Linked DNA regions of Homo sapiens: region 2 is linked to region 1. A link is an interaction called in ENCODE POLR2A ChIA-PET data of the cell type or tissue named here. Cell type or tissue: HepG2. All regions are shown on one strand. Each heading gives the region's core, and the rest is flanking DNA. Links, peaks and the distances in the headings are about the cores only. Region 1 holds the start of LOC124903037 (a long non-coding RNA gene). Region 2 overlaps ANAPC5 (anaphase promoting complex subunit 5).

Region 1 (17,091 bases), core at 4,670-9,669:
GAAAACATATACTAGAACAAATACTTGTACATGAATGTTCATAGCAGTGCTATAAACAAGAGTCAAAAGACAGATATATCCCAAATTTCCATCAACTGATGAATGGATTAAAACATTGTGGTATATATACACAACAGAATATTATTCAACCATAAGAAATGAAGTACTGATACATGTTACAACATGAATGAATCTGGGTAACATTTTACTAAGTCAAATAAGCCAGAAACGAAAGGTCACATACTGTATCACATCCCCCCCTTGTTTTTGCAGGGACAGGGTCTTGCTCTGTTGCCCAGTCTAGTCTCAAACTTCTGCCCTCAAATGATCCTCCAGCCTCTGCTTCCCAAAGTGCTAGGCTTACAGGCAGGATTCACCATGCCTGGCTGAGTCTATTTGTATGAAACGCCCGGTATAAATGAATCCATAGAGACACAAAGCACACTGGTGGTTTCCAGGGGCTGAGGAGAGTGGAGGAATAGGGAGTAATTGCTTAGTGGACACGGGGTTTCCTTTTACGGTGATGAAGAAGTTTTGAAACAAGGTAGAGGTGGTGGTTGTACATCATGGTGAATGTACTAATATTACTGAATTATTCACTTTATTTTTAAAATTTTTATTTATTCTGATGGAGTCTCACTCTGTTGCCCAGGCTGGATTGCAGTGGTGCAATCTCTCCTCACTGCAACCTCCACCTCCTGGGTTCAAGTGATTCTCCTGCCTCAGCCTCCCGAGTAGCTGGGATTACAGGTGCTCACTACCACGCCCAGCTAGTTTTTTTTTTTTTTTTTATTTTTAGTAGGCAGGCTTTTGCCATGTTGGCCAGGCTGGTCTGTTATAACTCCTGACCTCAGGTGACCCGCCTGCCTCGGCTTCCCAAAGTGCTGGGATTACAGATATGAGCACCACGCCCAGGCTGAATTATTCACTTTATTTATTTTTGAAATGTAGTCTTGCTCTGTTGCCCAGGGTGGAGTGCAGTGGTGCAATCTTGGCTCACTGCAACCTCCACCTCCCAGGTTCAAATGATTCTCCTGCCTCAGCTTCCCGAGTAGCTGGGATTACAGGTGGCCACCACCACACCTGGCTAATTTTTTTTTATTTTTAGTAGAGATGGGGTTTCACCATGTTGGCCAGGCTGGTCTTGAACTCCTGATCTCAGGTGATCTGCCCACCTTGGCCTCCCAAAGTACTGGGATTACAGATGTGAGCCACCATGCCTGGCCAAATTATTTACTTTAAAATGGTTAACTTGATGTCATATGAATTTCATCTCAATTTTTAACAAGCTAAACAAAATAAAAGAATTTGCTTTTCCACTGGGCACAGTGGCTCATACCTGTAATCCCAGCACTTTCAGAGGCCAAGGCAGGAGGATCTCTTGAGCCCAGGAATTTGAGACCAGCTTGGGCAACATAGCAAGACCCTGCCTCTACAAAAAAATTAAAAAACTAGCCACGCAAGGTGGTGCGTGCCTGTGGTCCCAGCTACTCATGAGGCTGACGTGGTAGGGTGGCTTGAGCCTGCACAGTGAAGGCTACCATGGTGATTGCACCATTGCACTCCAGCCTGGGTAACAGAGTGAGACACTCAAAAAAATTTTTTTTGGTCTTTTTTTTCATTTTGATTTTGTAAAAAGTTTGACAACTTCTCCAATATAGTGGAGCCATAGATAACATTCAAAGTATTTTTCCCCTAGCATGTTTCTATTTTCAATCTTCATTTAATCACTAGTGTTAACATGTAGAAAGTAAACCAGGCACAGTGGTTTACACTTATTATCCCAACACTTTCGGAGGCTGAGGTGGGAGGATGGCTTGAGGCCAGGAGATCAAGGCTGCAATGAGCTATAATCCTACCACTGCACTTTAGCCTGGGTGACAGAGTGAAACCCCATCTCTTAAAAGTGGAAAATTATGGGCACGATGTTGTTCGACTTAATTATACCTGAATGCTTTTCCTGAAAGAAAAAGAAAAATCATGTAATTTGAGTTCTCAGGATAATTTGTACTTAGGAAAAATCAAATCCAGAAGCTTACTACCCTTTTCCTATTACTCTAGAGTGGCTAAAGAAGAGTTAAAAGATTAGCTGGAAATTTACATTCCAAATGGATTAATTATTAACAGAGAAACAAATGAAATGTTCAATCATCTGTTCAAGACTGTTGCTTGGCACCTGTTTGCCAAATGCGCTATCTTCCTATTTATGTTTACCATTTGTGTAAGAGATTGGAATCAGGTATATTTTCAAGGTGTCTAAAATTTGAGAGGCAAGGCCCCAGAGTTTGGGTGTTCATCTCCACCCCCTCCGCACCTTCCCCACTTCCTGCCTATTCCCCAAATGTTGTCCACTGCCTATTCACCATTGGTATTTCTGAACAAAGGTTCAGAAAATATCTGGGAACGGGCTCACGCCTGCAACCCCAGCACATTGGGAGGTCAAGGCAAGAGGATCACTTGAGTCCAGGAGTTCAAGACTAACCTGGGTAACACAGTGAAACCCTGTCTCTATAAAATAAAATACAGCTGGGCATGGTGGCTCACGCCTGTAATGCCAGCACTTTAGGAGGCCAAGGCGTGTGGATTACTTGAGGTCAGGAGTTCGAGACCCGCCTGGCCAACATGGTGAAACCCTGTCCCTACTAAAAATAGAAAAAATAGTCAGATGTGGTGGTACATGCCTGCAATCCCAGCTACTCGGGAGGCTGAGACAGGAGAATTGCTTGAACCCAGGAGGCGGAGGACGCAGTGAGCCAAGAGCACGCCACTGCACTCCACCCTGGGTGACAGAGCAGGACTCCATCTCGAAAAATAAATGAATAAAGTAAGATATAAAAATAAATTTAAAGAAAAGAAAATGCCTTAGGCTGAGTGCAGTGGCTCGTACCTGCAGTCCCAGCACTTTAGGAGGCCAAGGCAAGCAGATTGCTTGAGCCTAGGAGTTTGAGACCAGCCTGGGCAACATGGTGAAACCCCGTCTCCATAAAAAATGCAAACATTTAGCTAGGCACGGTGGTTGACACCTCTTAATCCCAGCACTTTGGGAGGCCGAGGTGAACAGATTACTTCAGGTGAGGAGTTCAAAACCAGCCTAGCCAACATGATGAAACCTCATCGCCACTAAAAATACAAAAATTAGCCAGGCGTGGTGTCGCTCACCTATAATCCCAGCTACTCAGAAGACAGAAGAATCGCTTGAACCCAGGAAGCAGAGGTTGCAGTGAGCCAAGATCACGCCACTGCACTCCAGCCTGGGCAATAGAATGAGACCCCCCCCGCGCCCCACAAACAAAATACTGACAAGTACTGGGGGAAAGGGAAACAGACATACTTTGAAAGAATATATTACAAAGGAGGTAGTGATGATCAAGAATATCAAATTACTCCCCAAATTCAAGGCTAGGGGTCAGGGAGCCCTTTTACTAACTGCGATATACAAATGAAGAATCAGCGCCAGTTTGGGCTAGGCGCGGGGGCTCCCACCTGTAATCCCCTTACTTTTGTGTCCGGAAGTGGTGGGTTCTTGATCTTACTAACTTCAAGAATGAAGTGCAGACACTCGCTGTGAGTGTTACAGTTGTTAAAGGCGGCGTGTCTGGAGTTTGTTCTTTCTGATATTCCGATGTGTTCCAGAGTTTTTTCCTTCTGGTGGGTTCCTGGTCTCGCTGGCTCAGGAGTGAAGTTGCGGACCTTCGCGGTGAGTGTTAGAGCTCTTAAGGCGGCGCGTCTACAATTGTTCGTTCCTCTCGGCAGGTTCGTGGTCTCGGGGGCTTACATGAATGAAGCTTCGCAGACTTTCGCGGTGAGTGTCACAGCTCATAAAAGCAATATGGCCCCAAACAGCGAAAAAACTAAACCACCCACACACCTGAAAAACACCCCAACCGATTGTCGCTGCTGGCTCCGCAGCCTGCTTTTATTCTCTTATCTGGCCCCACACACATCCTGCTGATTGGTCCATTTTACAGAGAGCTGATTGGTCTGCTTTACAGAGAGCTGATTGGTCCATTTTGACAGGGTGCTGATTGGTGCATTTAACAATCCCTGAGCTAGACACAAAAGTTCTCCAGTTCTCCACTTCCCCGCTAGATTAGCTAGACACAGAGTGTCCATTGGTGTATTTACAAACCCTGAGCTAGACACAGAGTGCTGATTGGTGCATTTACAAACCTTGAGCTAGATACAGAGTGCCGATTGGTGCAGTCACAAACCCTGAGCAAACACAGGGTGCTGATTGGTGTGTTTACAAACCTTGAGCTAGATACAGAGTGCTGACTGGTGTATTTTCAATCCCTTAGCTAGACATAAAGGTTCTCCAAGTCGCCACCAGAATAACTAGATACAGAGTGCAGATTGGTGTGTTTACAATCCCTTAGCTAGACATAAAGATTCTCCAAGTCCCCACCAGACTCAGGAGCCCAGCTGGCTTCACCCAGTGGATCCCGCACAGGAGCTGCAGGTGGACCTGCCTGCCAGTCCTGTGCCATGTGCCCGTACTCCTCAGCCCTTGGGTGGTTGATGGGACCGGGTGCCGTGGAGCAGGAGGGACTAGCTCGGCTCGTCCGGGAGGTTCCGGCTGCCAAGGAGCTCAGGGCGGGGGGCAGGGGGTGGGGGGAGGCTCAGGCATGGCAGGCTGCAGGTCCCGAGCCCTGCCCTGCAGGGAGGCAGCTAAGGCCCATCGAGAAGTCGAGCACAGCAGCTGCTGGCCCAGGTGCTAAGCCCCTCACTGCCCAAGGCCGGCGGGGCCGGCTGGCCGCTCCGAGTGCAGGGCGCACCGAGCCCATGCCCACCTGGAACTCGCACTGGCCCGCAAGCGTGGCGCACAGCTCCGTTTCCCGCCCTCGCCTCTCCCTCCACACCTCCCCGCAAGCTGAGGGAGCCGGCTCCGGCCTTGGCTAGCCCAGAAAGGGGCTCCCACAGTGCAGCGGCAGGCTGAAGGGCTCCTCAAGTGCGGCCAGAGTGGGTGCCAAGGCTGAGGAGGCGCCGAGAGCGAGTGAGGGCTGTGAGGGCTGCCAGCACGCTGTCACCTCTCGCTTTCGGAGGCCGAGGCGGGCGAATCATGAGGTCAGGAGATCGAGATCATCCTGGCTAACACGGTGAAACCCCATCTCTATTAAAAATTAGCCAGGCGTGGTGGTGGGCGCCTGTAGTCCCAGCTACGAGGGAGGCTGAGGCAGGAGAATGGCATGAACCTGGGAGGCAGAGCTTGCAGTGAGAGGAGATGGCGCCACTGCACTCCAGCCTGGGCGACAAAGCACAACTCCATCTCAAAAAAAAAAAAAAAATCGGTGTCAGTTTGAAGGATAAGGTGATAAATTTCTTTAGTTTTACCGGAAATGTGGTTAAGTCTCAAGTGTCGGCAGGACAAGCCATGCCGACAACTGTTAAAGCAGGCTGGAGACACTTGATGGGTCACATTACATCAGCATCTCCTCCAGAGACTGAGATTTACTCTAGTTGAAACCTTCCCTGACCATCATCCCTGATGGATGATTTTTTCCCTCCCATCACATCAGCATTCACTCCTTTCTTTTTTTTTTTTTTTTGAGATGGAGTCTCACTCTGTCGCCCAGGCTGGAGTGCAGTGGCGTGATCTCAGCTCACTGCAACCTCTGTCTCCTAGGCTCAAGCGATCATCCCACCTCAGCCTCCAAAGTAGCTAGGACTACAGGCGTGTGCCACTGCACCCAGCTAATTTTTTTTTTTTTGAAACGGAGTTTCGCTCTTGTCGCCTAGACTGGAGTGCAATGGTGCAATCTTAGCTCACTGCAACCTCCGCCTCCCAGGTTCAAGCGATTCTCCTGCCTCAGCCTCCAGAGTAGCTGGGATTACAGGCGCTCGCCATCACCCCCGTCTAATTTTTTGTATTTTTAATAGAGATGGGGTTTCACCATGTTGGTCAGGCTGGTCTTGAACATCCTGACCTCAGGTGATCCACCTGCCTCGGCCTCCCAAAGTGCTGGGATTACAGGCATGAGACACCGCGCCCGGCCCCGGGCTAGTTTTTGTATCTTTTGTAGAGACAATGTAGCCATGTTGCCCAGGCTGGTCTTGAGCTCCTGGGCTGAAGCGATCCACCTTCCTTGGCCTCCCAAAATGCTAGGATTACAGGCATGAGGTATTGTGCCTGGCCTGTTCCAGAATCTTTGACCTAAGAAGATAATTGCTGTTACTACCACCTCCTTCCTTCCAGATTTTATTTTTCTTTCTCATTCATCAACTGCCTTTCTAGTCTTGGCCCTTGCCCGCTCATGCTTTCCTCTTTTCCCCAAAATACAGTTTTGCTTAACATATTTTCCCTGATTAAATTCGCCCTAGTCTGCCTACTCTTGAGGCTTTTTTTTGTCTGAATTCTTTCAGCATGAGGTTGGAAGAGACTTTAGAAATCTTCTTGCTCAAATGCCTGCAAGTGTATCAATCCACACTTGTATCATTTTTTTTTTTAATAGATAGAGTCTTGCTCTGTCACCCAGGCTAGAGTGCAGTGGTGCAATCTCAGCTCACTGCAACCTCTGCCTCCTGGGTTTAAGCGATTCTCCTGCCTCAGCCTCCCGAGGAGCTGAGACTACAGGCACATGTCACCACACCCAGCTAATTTTTATATTTTTAGTAGTGAGGGGGTTTCACCATATTGGCCAGGCTGGTCTCGAATTCCTGACCTCAAGTGATCCGCCCACCTCAGCCTCCCAAAGTGCTGGGATTACAGGCGTGAGCCACCGTGCCCGGCCTGTATCTTTTGATAAAAAAGTAAATCTCAACAATTTGTGTGGGTTGGGAAAATGTCTGTCTGAATTAGTGAAAAGTCTGAATTATAAAAATTTTGAAAGTGATGTGATTGTAGCACATTTAAGTGTGTGCGATAACTCTGAATAGACCAAATACAATTTAGGAAAATTGAAATTCTTAGAAATTTGCTTTTACACGGCTGGGTGCGGTGGCTCATGCCTGTAATTCCAGCACTTTGGGAGGCCAAGGCGGGCGGATCATGAGGTTGGGAATTCGAGACCAGCCTGGCCAATATGGTGAAACCACGTCTCTACTAAAAATACAAAAATTAGTCGGTCATGGTGGCGTGGGCCTGTGGTCCCAGCTACTCGGGAGGCTGAGGCAGCAGAATCAGTTGAACCCGGGAGGCAGAGGTTGCAGTGAGCTGAGATCGCATCACTGCACTCCAGCCTGGACGACAGAGTGAGACTCTGTCTCAAAAAAGAAAAAAGAAATTTGCTTTTACAAATAGATAATTATGATTTACCCTGCATTCAATAAGAAATTTATGTTTGTACAATGCTTTATAGTTTTCAAACACTTTTTTTATTATTTATTTTGAAGTAGAGAAGGCAAGTGTTATATTTCCAATTTCAGAGGCAATAAGAAAGCTAGTGACATGGCCAGGCATGGTGACTTGCACCTGTAATCCCAGTAGTTTGGGAGGCCAAAGTGGGCAGATGATTCCAGCCTAGGAGTTTTAGACTAGCCTGGGCAACATGGTGAAACCTGGTCTCTACCGGAAAAAAAAAAAAAAAGAAAAGAGAAAAAAAAAATAACTTGATGCAAGAGCAATTGCGGCTTTTGCCATTACTGTCAATGGTAAAAAACCGCAATTGCTTTTGCACCAACCTAAAATACAAAAATTAGCTCGGGATGGTGGTGCACCCCTGTAATCCCAGCTGCTTGAGAGTCTGAGATGGGAGGATCACCTAAGGCCAGGAGGTCAAGGCCACAGTGAGCTGTAACTGTGTCACTGCACTACTGTACTCCAGCCTGGGCAACAGAGAGAGAGAGAGGAAGGAAGGGAGGGAGGGAGGGAGTGGGGAGGTGGGGGGCCCGTCCTGTTGGCTCACACAAGTAATCCCAGCACTTTGGGAGGCCAAGGCGGGCAGATCACGAGGTCAAGAGATCAAGACCATCCTGGCCAACATGTTGAAACCCTGTCTCTAATAAAAATACAAAAATTAGCTGGGCATGCACTCCTGTAGTCCCAGCTACTCGGGAGGGTGAAGCAGGAGAATCGCTTTACCCTGGGAGGCGGAGGTTGCAGCGAGCCGAGATCGCTCTACTGCACTCCAGCCTGGCAAAAGGCAAGACTCCATCTCAAAAAAACCCAAAAAACCAAAAACAAAGAGAGAAAGAAAGAAGGAGAGAGAGAGAAAGGAAGGAAGGAAGGAAGAGAGAGAGAGAAAGAAAGAAAAAACAGAGGCCAGGCACGGTGGCTCATGCCTGTAATCCCAGCACTTTGGGAGGCCGTGGCGGGCGGATCATTTGAGGCCAGGAGTTCGAGACCACCCTGGCCAACATGGTGAAACCCCGTCTCTACTAAAAAATCCAAAAATTAGCTGGGCATGGTGGTGCACATCTGTGATCCCAGCTATTCGGGACGCTGAGGCAGGAGAGTCACTTGAACCTGGGAGGTGGAGGCTGCAGCAGGCTGAGATTGCACCACTGTGCTCCAGCCTGTGTGACAGAGCAAGACTCTGTCTCAAAAAAAAAAAAGAAAAAAAAAGAAATCTGGTTTCTATTCTGCCATGAAAGGGATGGGTGACCCCCAAGGCCTCAGTTTCCTTATCCTAAAGAACTCAAATTATTTTTGAGAAGGTCACCAGCCAAGTAGCTTTTGTTATAAAATGCAGATGTTCATATTTTTTTCTAGTGTGGTAAAATTCCCTTAACATAAAATTCACCATTTTAACCTTTTTTTTTTTTTTTTTTTTTTTTTTGAGACAGTCTCACTCTGTCGCCCAGGCTGGAGTGCAATGGCACGATCTTGGCTCACTGCAGCCTCTGCCTCCTGAATTCAAGTGATTCTCCTGCCTCAGCCTCCCAAGTAGCCTGGATTACAGGCACACACCACCACACCTGGCTAATTTTTGTATTTTTAGTAGAGATGGGGTTTCGCCATGTTGGCCGGGCTGGTCTTGAACTCCTGACCTCGTGATCCACCCCCCTCAGCCTCCCAAAGTGCTGGGATTACAGGCGTGAGCCACCACGCCCGGCCTTAACCATTTTAAATGGTACAATTCAGTGGCATTTAGTACCTTCACATGCAACCATCACCGCTATCTGTTCCAGAACATTATCATCTGCATATGGATTATCCGGAAGAGTTAAATCCATAGAGACAGGAAGATTGGTGGTTGCCAGGGGCTGGGGAGAGGGGAAAGTGGGCAGTGATTGCTTAATGGGTACAGAGTGTCTTTTAGGGGTGATGAAAATGTTTTGGAACTAGATGGAGATGATAGTTGCCCAACATTGTAAATGCACTAAATGGGACTGAATTGCTCACTTTAAAATGGTTAATTTTACCTCAATTTAAAAAGAGAAAGGGGAAAAAGATAGCTTTGTTTATTAATTAATTAAGCACTTCAGCTGTAGAGAGAGAGAATTTAGATTAATGGGCTAACTCAATGAGACCCAGCCTAATGCCCCCATTACATCTACAGAACTGTGCCCTGAGATTTTAATAGTAGAGACCAGTTAGGCTATCATGAGCTTTCACGTCTCAATGTATAGTTAGAGGACTCGTATTCTCAACATCACCTGGGAGCCTGTTAGACATTCACAACCCCAGGCTGCCCCAGACCAACTGAACGAGAATTTGTACTTTTTAATTTTATTTTATTTTTGAGACTGAGGGAGTCTCCCTCTGTCGCCCAGGCTGGAGTGCAGTGGTGCAATCTCAATTCACTGCAACCTCCGCCTCGTGAGCTCAAGCGGTTCTCCTGCCCCAGCCTTCCAAGTAGCTGGGATTACAATGCATGCCACCACACCTGTCTAATGTTTGTATTTTTAGTAGAGACGGCGTTTTGCCATGTTGGCCAGGCTGATCTCAAACTCCTGGCCTCAAGTGATCTGCCCGCCTCAGCCTCTGAAAGTGCTGAGATTACAGGCGTGAGACATCGCGCCCGACACAGAATCTGTATTTATTTAACAAGCTTTCCAGGTGATTCACTTGCACGTTGAAGTGTGGAAAATCACAGTTATAGGAACGCTGAAGTGGTACAAGCTTACCCCACTCTAGGCAACCAAATATATATTAACATAATTTCAGTTTTGTTTTTGTTTTTTTTGAGATGGAGTCTCACTCTGTCACTCAGGTTGGAGTGCAGTGGCACGATCTCAGTTGACTGCAACCTCCGCCTCCTGGGTTCAAGCAATTCTCCTGCCTCAGCTTCCCGAGTAATTGGGATTACAGGTGCATGCCACCACGATCGGCTAATTTTTTTTGTATTTTTTTTTAGTAGAGATGGGGTTTCCCCATGTTGGCCAGGGTGGTCTCAAACTCCTGACCTAAAGTGATCCGCCGGCCTTGGCCTCCCAGAGTGCTAGGATTACAGGCCTGAGCCACTGCGCCCGGACATAATTTCAGTTTTTTACAGAGGATGCATTGCGGTATGACTGCTTGCTTAACAGGCTCCCATTAGTCTTTAATTTCCAATCTCCCTTAAGGCACTGGAAAATTTAACCACCATCAAAAGATTTAGCAGTGATTTTCAAGGAACTCAGCTTCTGAGTAGATGAAAGTCTTTACAATACAAAACACACACCAGCGGCCAGAAAATGTTAATATAAGCTTCCAAGTCAGCCAGGGAAATTGCCTTCTTATGTGAGATGTGGCAGAATTTATTTAAGGAGTGACGTGCCTGTAATTCCAGCACTTTGGGAGGCCGAGGCGAGAGGATAACTTGAGCCCAGGAGTTTGAGAGTAGCCTGGGTAAGATAGGAAGACCCATCGCTACAGAAAATTTTAAAAACATTAGCTGGGTGTGGTGACACGTGGCTGTGGTCCCAGCTACCTGGGAGGCTGAGGCGAGAGGATCACTTGAGCCTGGGAGGTCAAGGCTGCAGTGAGACTGGATCAATTATGCTACTGCACTCCAGCCTGGGTGATAGAGTGAGACTCTGTCTCTGAAAAAATAAGCTAAAGAAAAAAGAGGCCGGGCACGGTGGCTCACGCCTGAAATCCCAGCATTTTGGGAGGCCGAGGCAGGAGGATCACCTGAGGTCAGGAGTTTGAGACTAGCCTGGCCAACTCGGTGAAATCCCATCTCTACTAAAAAGACAAAAATTAGTTGGGCACGGTGGCGCATGCCTGTAATCTCAGCTGCTCAGGAGGCTTGAGGCAAGAGAATTTCTTGAACCCGGGAGGCAGAGGTTGCAGTGAGCTGAGATTCCACCACTGCACTCCACCCTGGGCGACAGAGCGAGACTCTGTCTCAAAAAAAAAAAAAAAAAGAAATTAAATGTTTTAGAGTACACCTCTGAATAGGATTTTTTTTTTTTTTTTTTTTGTGACAAGGTCTCACTCTGTTGCCCCCGCCTCCTGGGTTCTACCCATTCTCCTGCCTCAGCCTCCCAAGTAGCTGGGATTATAGGCGCTCACCACAATACAGGGCTTATTTTTGAATTTTTAGTAGAGATGGAGTTTCACCATGTTGGCCAGGCTGGTCTCGAACTCCTGACCTCAAGTGATCCGCCTGCCTCAGCCTCCCAGTGTGCTGGGATTACAGGTGTGAGCCACCGTGCCAGCAGGATTCTTTTTTTTCTTTCTTTGTTTCTTTTTTTGAGACGGGGTCTTCCTTTGTCACCCAGGCTGGAGTGCAGTGGTGCGATCATGGCTCACTGCAGCCTCAAACTCCTGGGCTCAAGTGATCTTCCTACCTCAGCCTCCTGAATAGGTGGGACTACAGACATGCACCACCATGCCTATCTAATTTTTTTTTTTTTTTAAGTAGAGAAGCAGTATCGCTTTCTTGCCCAGGCTGGTCTTGAACTCTCAGGCTCAGGTGATCCACCCACCTCACCCTCCCAAATTGCTGGGATTACAGATATGAGCCACTGTGCCTGGCAGTGAACAAGATTCTCAATGGGTGATTTTAAAGAGGCTGTTCCCTTCAGCCTAGGGTACCCCACCTTTTCCCTGTGCTTTGTTCCTGTCTTTAGTACTTCCTCAGTATCCCAAACTTGAAAATCAAAAGATACAAAGCTAACACGATGATACCCATATTCTACCTAATTTTATGGTAAAATTTGCTTGGTTTAACTTTCTTTTTTTTTTTTTCTTTTTTAAGATGGAGTTTCACTCTTGTTGCCCAGGCTGGAGTCAATGGCACAGTCTCAACTCACTGCACCCTCCGCCTCCCAGGTTCAAATGAGTCTCCTGTCTCAGCCTCCTGAGTAGCTGGGATTACAGGTGCGTGCCACCACGCCCGGCTAACTTTTTTTTTTGTATTTTTAGTAGAGACGGGGTTTTATCTTATTGGTCAGGCTGGTCTTGAACTTCTGACCTCAGGAGTGATAGGATCATGGTTTGCTGTAGCCTCCACCTCCCAGGTTCAAGTGATCCTCCCACCTCAGCCTCCTGAGTAGCTAGGACTACAGTTGCACACCACCATGCCCAGCTAATTTAGTTTATTTTTTGCAAAGACAGGTCTCCCTATGTCTCCGCCCGCCTTGGCCTCCCAAAGTGCTGGGATTACAGGCGTGAGCCACCACACTGGCAGTTTAACTTCTTTTACCAAAATTTAAAAACAAATACATTTAACAAATATTTATTGCATGCCAATTACATACTAGACGCTGCTGCATGTATGGAGATTTAGCAATGACCAAAGAAAAGGGAAATATATCAAAATGACATAGAAGTTATCACTGGGTTGTGGAATGATAGTTTTCCTATTTCTGATTTATCTTGTTCTCCTTTTCTATATTTTTGATGTTTTCTGCAAACAGTATGTATCACTTTTTATAATACCTGAGAAAATATGGATCGGCTTAGTGGCTCATGCCTATAGTCCCAGCACTTTGGGAGGTAGAGGCTGGAGGATCGCTTGATTCCAGGAGTTCGAGACCAGCCTGGACAACATAGGGAGACCTGTCTCTACAAAAAATAAACAAAATTAGCTGGGCATGGTGGTGTGCAACTGTAGTCCTAGTTACTCAGGAGGCTTTGGATGAAACAAGTGGTCCAGAGACAACAATGAGAATTCCTTTCCCCAGGGAGGGAGGTCAATTCAGTTCGTGAGCCTTGAGAAGCTGAAATGCTACCTTGGATCTGGAAATACTTAGTGATGCTTATCAGGCTAGCGATCGAGTTTCCCCAGCAGCTCAGTTAATTACCCAGAACTTTCTGTATTGAGTGAGTCCTAAGACTCTGCGTGACTTTCTCAAAGTCAGGCCTCATTTTATTCAATAGGAGACATTTTTCCCCCTTTCAGCTGGATTTTCTTGGATTATCAAAAGAGAGTGTTTATGCATGCACACAGGAGAACCGGTTCACACATTACATTTTCCTTGCCCAGAGGAATCAGAGCAATTATCCATTCCCTCTAACATCATGTCTCAGAATTGTAGGGTTAGGGTTTGTCATTTTCAGAAGTTTTAGATCTGAGCAGCAGCAGGTCCAGCATGCGTGCGGTGACACTGCTGGCTTTCCCATCCGGGGTGGATGCTGGGAATGATGTGTCAGCACTTAGCTGCTGGTGAACTTCTGTCTAATGAACAATGGAGAAAATTGGCTCTAGCTGGCACAATTCTACTCGGGGTGTACAGTGTTCAGAGATACATGAAATCAGGAATATAATCATCCATTACTCAGAATAACTTTAAAATCTTTGATAATTATTTAGTTCTTTCAAAATCATCACATTGCTGAACATGATTCATGGTTAAATAGCAAGCTGGGTTTCTCATGCTCATTGAAATGTAGAGTCATTGCTGGTGGATGTAAAATGGTGCAGCCACTTTGGAAAACAGTCTGGCAGTTCCTCAAGAAGTTAAATGTAGAGTTAGCATACAACCCAGAAATTCCACTCCTAGGTATGTAACCCAAAGAACTGAAAACCTATGTTCATCCAAAAACATATATGTGAATGTTCATACCATCACTATTCACAATAGCCAAAAGGTGGGAAACAGCCCAAGTGTCCATGAACTGTTGAGTGGATAAACAAAACGTGGTCTATCCATACAATGGAATATTAGGCATAAAAAGGGATAAAGTCCTGATCCATGCTACGGTGTGGATGAACCTCAGAAACATGAAGCTAAATGAAAAGAAGCCAGACACAAAAGACCACATACTGTATAAATCCATCAGAATGGAATTTCCAGAATAGGTCCATCTACAGAGACAGAAAGTAGGTTCGTGCTTGCCAGGAGTTGGGGGAGGGAGAATAGGGAGTGACTGCTACTGGGTATGGCGTTTCTTTTTAGGGAGATGGAAATGTTCTGGAATTAGATAGTGGTGGTCACAGGCTTCTTTTCCTGGCTCCTGAGTCACCCTGATGGGTTGAACTAATAGGATACCCCACAGGGAGATTGGAGGACAAGGGAAAAGGAGAAGCTTCAGAATTTCTTGCCCTTTCTCTCTGCCTCAGGCAACATCCTCCAACAGTGGCTGTATTTTACTTGGCATCACCAACTCCTTCTCAGTGGCTCTAGCTGCTCACCACTTCCTTTGTCCATTTCGACTTGGGAGTGGCACGATCTTGTTACTCATTCTCTCTCTCTCTTTCTTCTTCTTCGTCTTCATCTTCTTCTTCTTCTTTTTCTTCATCTTCGTCTTCCTCTTCCTCTTTTTCTTCTTCCTCTCTGTCTCTCTCTCTCCCTCTCTGTCTCTCTCACTCTCCCTCTCTCTCTCTCTGAGACAGGGTCTTGCTCTGTTGCCCAGGCTGGAGTGCAGTGGCAAAATTGTGGCTCACTGCAGCCTTGACCTCCTGGGATCCCGAGATTCTCCCTGCTCAGCCTCCCAAGTATTTGGGAATACAAGTGTGTGTCACCACACCCAGCAATTTTTTTTTTTTTTTTGAGACAGAGTCTTGCTCTGTCACCCAGGCTGGAGTACAGTGGCGGGATCTCCAGCTTACTGCAACCTTTGCCTCCTGGGTTCAAGCACTTCTCCTGTCTCAGCCTCCTGAGTAGCTGGGATTACAGGCGTACGGCAGCATGCCTGGCTAATTTTTGTATTTTTAGTAGACAGGGTTTTGCCATGTTGGTCAGGCCAGTCTCGAACTCCTGACCTCATGTGATCCGCCCGCCTTGGCCTCCCAGAGTGCTGGGATTACAGGCATGAGCCACCATGCCCAGCCCACATCCAGCAATTTTTAAACTTTTTTTGTAGAGACAAGGTCTTGCTATGTTGCCCAGGCTGGTCTTGAACTCCTGGGCTCAAGCAATTCTTCCTCCTTGATCTCCCAAAGTGCTGGAGTTATAGGTGTGAGTCACTGCACCCAGCTTTATTGCTAATCTCTGTCCCATTTGGGTTCTTAGATCTTTCATTACTTGTGGAACCAATTCTCTGTATTCATCTTTTTGTTTGTAGCTTCTGTTTCCTGCCTGCTCTCTGATGGATAAACCCTTCTAAGGGCTCTATCAATTCATATTCCTTCCAGTACTGTGTGAAACTGTCAGTTTCCTCCAAACCTTACTGCATTTTATCATTGTGGGAAATTGTGTCCCCCGCTTCTACCTGCCCAAATTTATATGTTAAAGCCCTAACCCTGAATAACTCAGAAGGTAACCTTATTTGGAAATAGGGCCATTGCAGATGTAGATTAGTTAAAATATGGGATCCTATGAATCAGGGTGGGTCTCTAATTCAATATGACTGGTATCCTTATAAAAGGGTGAAATATGGACTGGACGCGGTGGCTCACGCCTGTAATCTCAGCACTTTGGGAGGCCGAGGCGGGTGGATTACCTGAGGTCAGGAGTTCGACACCAGCCTGGCCAACATGGTGAAACCTCGTCTCTGCTAAAAATACAAAAATTAGCCAGGTGTGGTGGCGGGCACCTGTAATCCCAGCTACTTGGGAGGCTGAGGCAGGAGAATCACTTGAACCCGGGAGGCGGAGGTTGCAGTGAGCTGAGATTGCGCCACTACACTCCAGCCTGGGCAACAGAGTGAGACTCCGTCTCAAAAAAAAAAAAAAAAAAAAAAAAGCGGGGGTGGAAATACGAACACAGGTATGTGTACAGGCTATGTGAAAATGACCATCTCCAAGCCAAGGAGAGAGGCCTGGAACACATCCTTCATTCATACCCTTCAGAAAGAATTGATCCTGCACACACCTTGATCTTGGACTTCTAGCCTCCAGAGTTGTGAGGCAACACATTTCTGTTGATTAAGCCACCCAGTGTGTGGTGCTTTGTTATGGCAGCCATAGCAAATAAATACTGTTTTTTCATTAGGCATTTTTAAAAACACTCATGCGCAAAAAAGAATTGATGTTTTAAACCGGGCACAGTAGCACCTGCGTGTAGTCCTAGCTTCTAGGGAGGTCGAGGCAGGAGGATCACTTGAGCCCAGGAGTTCAAATCCAGCCTGGGAAACATAGCAAGACTACATTTGTAAAATAAATAAATAAATAAATAAAATAAAAAATAAAGACAAAAAGGGATGTGTTATGACAGATCAAGGATATAACAGGCAGATACAGGTGCTGGAGTCTATGGGGAAGAAAGCAAGAAAGAGGACTGAAGTGGTGGGGAGTCTTTAACAAAGAGGAGGTTGGGCGCGGTGGCTCATGCCTGTAATCCCAGCACTTTGGGAGGCTGAGACGGGTAGATTACCTGAGGTCAGGAGTTCGAGACCAGCCTGGCCAACATGGTGAAACCTTGTCTCTACTAAAAATACAAAAAATTGCTGGGCATGGTGGCATATGCCTGTAATCCCAGCTACTTGGGAGGGTGAGACATGAGAATTGTGGGAACCCAGGAGGCAGAGGTTGCAGTGAGCCAAGATCGCGCTGCTGCACACTCCAGCCTGGGTGACAGAGCGAGACCGCATCTCAAAAAAAAAAAAAAAAAAAAGGCCGGGCGCGGTGGCTCACGCCTGTAATCCCAGCACTTTGGGAGGCCGAGGCGGGCGGATCACGAGGTCAGGAGATCGAGACCATCCCGGCTAAAACGGTGAAACCCCGTCTCTACTAAAAATACAAAAAATTAGCCAGGCGTAGTGGCGGGCGCCTGTAGTCCCAGCTACTTGGGAGGCTGAGGCAGGAGAATGGCGTGAACCCGGGAGGCGGAGCTTGCAGTGAGCCGAGATCCCGCCACTGCACTCCAGCCTGGGCGACAGAGCGAGACTCCATCTCAAAA
Region 2 (5,000 bases), core at 1-5,000, 51 kb after region 1:
GCTGAAGCAGGCGTATCACTTGAGCTCAGGAGTTTGAGACCAGCCTATGCAACATGGTGAAACCCCGTCTCTACAAAATATACAAAAATTAGCTGGGTGTGGTGTGTGGTGGCACATGCCTGTAGTTCCAGCTACTAGGGAGGCTGAGGTGGGAGGATTGCTTGAACCTAGGAGGTAGAGGTTGCAATGAGCTGAGATTGCACCACTACACTCCAGCCTGGGCAGTAGAGCAAAACCTTGTCTCAAAAAAAAAAGATAAACATCCCGACAATATAAGAGTATAAAAAAGTCATGAATGTACATTCACAGAAAGCATGGCCCAAAAACATGAAAACATTTCAATCTAGTCATTGAAATTAAATTTAAAGCAGTTAAGGTACTACTTTCACCAATTATATAAGCAAAGATACTTCAGTGTTAGAGGAAGAAAAGCACAGAGTTCTGGTATGAAAGTACTTGGTACATTTATATAGGGTAATTTAGTAATATATCTCAAAGAACTTAAAAGTGCCTGTCATTTCCACTTCTAAGGTTTTTTGTTTGTTTGTTTGTTTTTGTTTTTGAGATGGAGTTTTGCTCTGGGGCCAAGGCTGGAGTGCAGTGGTGTGATCTCAGCTCACTGCAACCTCTGCCTCCTGGGTTCAAGCGATTCTCCTGCCTTTGCCTCCTGAGTAGCTGGGATTACAGGCACCTGCCACTGCGCCCGGCTTATTTTTTTGTACTTTTAGTCGAGATGGGGTTTCACCATGTTGGCCAGGCTGGTCTCAAACTTCTAGCCTCAAGTGATCTGCCCTCCTTGGCCTCCCAGAGTGCTGGGATTACAGGCGTGAGCTACCGCACCCAGCCTACTTCTAAGGTTTTATGCTAAGGAAATAATTGGACCAGTATGCAAAGCTCTATGCACCAAGATATTCATTGTAGCATTTTTTAAATGGAAAATATTAGAAATAACCAAAATATCAAAAACCAGATTATTTTCATGTACCATAATTGATTTTCCCGATAAAATACTACGATGATATAAATTTGTATTTATTGACATTGAAAGATTTATTCATTCAACAAATATTCATTGGATGCCTACCATGTGGTAAACAGTGTTATAAGTAATTTATAAAAATATATGTAAGCTGGACACGGTGGCTCATGCCTGTAATCCCAGCAATTTGGGGGGCTGAGGTGGGCAGATCACCTGAGGTCAGGAGTTGGAGACCAGACTGACCAACATGGTGAAACCCTGTCTCTACTAAAAATACAAAAACTAGCTGGGTGTGGTGGTGTCTGCCTGTAATCCCAGCTACTTGGGAGGCTGAGGCAAGAGAATTGCTTGAACCTGGGAGGTGGAGGTTGCAGTGAGCCTAGACCACACCACTGCACTCCAGCCTGGGTGACACAGTGAGACTCCCTCTCAAAAAAAAAAACAGGCCAGGTGCGGTGGCTCACGCCTGTAATCCCAGCACTTTGGGAGACCGAGGCAGGCGGATCACGAGGTCATGAGATCGAGAGCAGCCTGACCAACATGGTGAAACCCTGTCTCTCCTAAAAATACAAATATTAGCTGGGCGTGGTGGCATGCACCTGTAATCCCAGCTACTCAGGAGGCTGAGGCAGGAGAATCGCTTGAACGCGGGAGGCAGAGGTTGCAGTGAGCTGAGATCATGCCACTGCACTCCAGCCTGGTGACAGAGTGAGACTCTGTCTCAGAAAAAAAAAAGCAACAACAACAGCAAAACCCAAAAGTAATTTGTCAGCCGGGCACATTGGCTCATGCCTGTAATCCCAGCACTTGAGGAGGTTGAGGTGGGTGGATTGCTTGAGGCCAGGAGTTTGAGACCAGCCTGGCCAACATGGCAAAACACTGCCTCTACTAAAAATACAAAAATTAGCTGAGCATGGTGGCGCGCACCTGTAATTCCAGCTACTCGGGAGGTGGGGGCTAAGACATCAGAATTGCTAGAACCCAGGAGGAGGAGGTTGCAGTGAGTCAAGATCATGCCACTGCACTCCAGCCTGGGTGACAGAGCAAGACTCTGTCTCAAAAAAAAAAAAAAAAAGGATTTTGTATAGCCAGGTGTGTGGTGGCATGCACCTGTATTCCCTGCTACTCGGGAGGCTGAGATGAGAGGATTGATTGAGCCTAGGAAGTTGAGGCTGCATTGAGCTGAGATCAAACCATTGCTGCATTCCAGCCTGGGAAACAGAGCAAGACCCTGTCTCATAAAAAAAAAAAAAAAAAAAAAAAAGTAATTTGTTTGTTCTTGTTTACATGTATTTTGTAAGTGTTTTTCTAGAATGGATATGTCTTACGTGTGTAATTAAAAAAAAATTTTTTTTTTTGAGACGGAATTTTGTTCTTGTTGCCTAGGCTGGAGTGCAATGGCACGATCTCAGTGCACCACAACCTCTGCCTCCTGGGTTCAAGCGATTCTCCTGCCTCAGCCTCCCAAGTAGCTGGGATTACAGGCATGAGCCACCACGCCCAGCTAATTTTGTATTATTAGCAAAGATGGGGTTTCTCCATGTTGGTCAGGCTGGTCTCGAACTCCCAACCTCAGGTGATCCACCCGTCTTGGCCTCCCAAAGTGCTGGGATTACAGGCGTTAGCCACCATGCCTGGTCTTAAAATATTTTTAAAATAAATTGTATTAGCCTTTAAATAATGGCCCTTAGAAATTTGAGTCTCTGGCCAGGCATGGTGGCTCACGCCTGTAATTCCAGCACTTTGGGAGGCTGAGGCGGGCAGATCACGAGGTCAGGAGATCGAGACCATCCTGGCTAACACAGTGAAACCCCGTCTCTACTAAAAATACAAAAAAATTAGCCGGACATGGTGGCAGGCACCTGTGGTCCCAGCTACTCAGGAGGCTGAGGCAGGAGAATGGCGTGAACCCGGGAAGCGGAGCTTGCAATGAGCCGAGATCGCGCCACTGCACTCCAGCAGGGCTACAGAGCGAGACTCTGTCCCAAAAAAAAAAAAGAAAGAAAAGAAATTTGAGTCTCTGACCAGTATCTCTCAGGTTGCTGCATCAAGAACGGGAACAGGTGAATCTGTCACCATCTGTGCATGGTACAGCAGGTGTGGATTCAACACAGGTTATGCTGATCAAATTGTGTGTTTCTACTTTAGGGCTGTTTTGCTGCAGCTTCTGAAGTGTTAAAGCACTTGAAGGAACGATTTCCGCCTAATAGTCAGCACGCCCAGGTAATCTGCCTTTTGCATGGCAATAGATTTATTTCTGATAAAAATAGCTTTTATTATAATATAAAGTGGGACATAATCTCCCCTCAGAAAAATAATATTGAGCTAAAAAGGAACTTGTCAAAGGATGCTTACAAGTATGATATTATTTATATAAAGTTTAAAAACACAGGCTCATACTCTATGTTGTTTAGAGACAAGGGTATATGTTGTAAAAGTATAAAAAACCTGAATGAGAATGATAAATACCAAATTGAGTGCCTACTTTGAAAAAAGAGAAAGAGACGTAGAATTTGCAAAGGACTTCATTGGTATCTAATAGTATATGAAGCAGATAAAGCAAAATGTGAGTTGACAAAGTTGATGATTGGCACACATGTATCTGCTATTTTATTCTCTGTGCTTTTTCACATACTTGAGATATTTTAAAAAAATTTTAAATCCCCCCAAAAAAGAATATGTGTGAATTATTGTAAGGATATTTGCTAAGCAATCCAAAATACTTTCATATACTCATTAAGATGAACATTCGCCATTTTGTACTTAATTGTGTTTTTTTTTCTTACTAGTTATGGATGCTATGTGATCAAAAAATACAGTTTGACAGAGCAATGAATGATGGCAAATATCATTTGGCTGATTCACTTGTTACAGGAATCACAGCTCTCAATAGCATAGAGGGTGTTTATAGGTAAGAAACCTTGAAAACTCTAACCCCAGAATAAAATAATTGTTAAATGGTTTTGTTTTTGTTTTATATGTGCATTAATTTATTTTAGCTTAGAAAAAAACTTTATTTTCTTAATAAATAAGAAAATACAGGTAAGCAGCTGGGCATGGTGACTTACACCTGTAACTGGGCATGGTGACTTACACCTGTAATCCCAGCACTTTGGGAGGCTGAGGCGGGCGCATCACTTGAAGTCAGGAGTTTGAGACCAGCCTGGCCAACATGGTGAAACCCTCTCTCTACTAAAAGTACAAAAAATTAGCCAGGCATGGTGGTGGGTGCCTGTAATCCCAGCTACTTGGGAGGCTGAGGGAGGAGAATTGCTTGAACCCATGAGGCGGAGGTTGCAGTGAGCCAAGATCGCACCATTGCCTCCAGCCCAGGCAACAGAGTGAGACTCCATCTCCAAAAAAAAAAAAAGAAAATACAGATAAGCAAAATGAAGAAAATAAGTATCTCCCAGAGATAATCATTAACATGCTGTTATCTATAATTCCAGAATTTTTCCTGCATGCGTGTGTGTGTGTGTGTGTGTGTGTGTGTTTGTGTATACACAGCATGCTCACATACATGCTCACACACACATTCATACACACATACAATTTATTCTTTCAACAACAAAAACATTTTTTTTTTTTGAGGCAGAGTCTCACTCTGTCGCCCAGGCTGGAGTGCAGTGGCACGATCTCAGCTCACTGCAATCTCTGCCTCCTGGGTTCAAGCGATTCTCCTGCCTCAGCCTTCTGAGTAGCTGGGATTACAGGTGCCCACCACTACGCCCAGCTAATTTTTTGTATTTTTAGTAGAGGCAGGGTTTCCCCATGTTGGCCAGGCTGGTCTCGAGCTCCTAACCTTGTGATTCGCCCGCCTCGGCCTCCCAAAGTGCTGGGATTACAGGTGTGAGCCACCGCGCTCAGCCTCTTTCAACAAAAATTAAATCAGGCACAGTTTTTTCCCTTGGGAGGTTTATAGCGCAATTGAATAAATTGAGATTCTTACCCTCAAAGTGACTAGTTAAAACACTTGTGTTCATTTTGATTCTGTTTCAGGAAAGCGGTTGTATTACAAGCT

What was found. Peaks named below come from ENCODE experiments on the same cell type or tissue, not always from the same donor. Only the 100,000 strongest peaks of a DNase experiment are listed, where the experiment ranks them.
Region 2: POLR2A ChIA-PET joins it to region 1 with 5 read pairs; 3 of 35 experiments call an interaction of 5 or more read pairs at or near these places.

What each region holds. Positions count from the first base shown.
Region 1 is chr12:121,362,224-121,379,314 of GRCh38, reverse strand. LOC124903037 (a long non-coding RNA gene) reads right to left here and starts at 3,890. Exons shown (of 2, transcript XR_007063498.1): 1 at 3,499-3,890. In HepG2, for the core only: no CTCF peak of the experiment used is centred there; a DNase peak (open chromatin) is centred at 7,744.
Region 2 is chr12:121,318,587-121,323,586 of GRCh38, reverse strand. ANAPC5 (anaphase promoting complex subunit 5) reads left to right here. Exons shown (of 17, transcript NM_016237.5): 12 at 3,128-3,202; 13 at 3,769-3,890; 14 at 4,979-5,000. Among named protein-coding and RNA genes, the nearest start is that of CAMKK2, 24 kb to the right of the region's middle. In HepG2, for the core only: no CTCF peak of the experiment used is centred there; no DNase peak of the experiment used is centred there.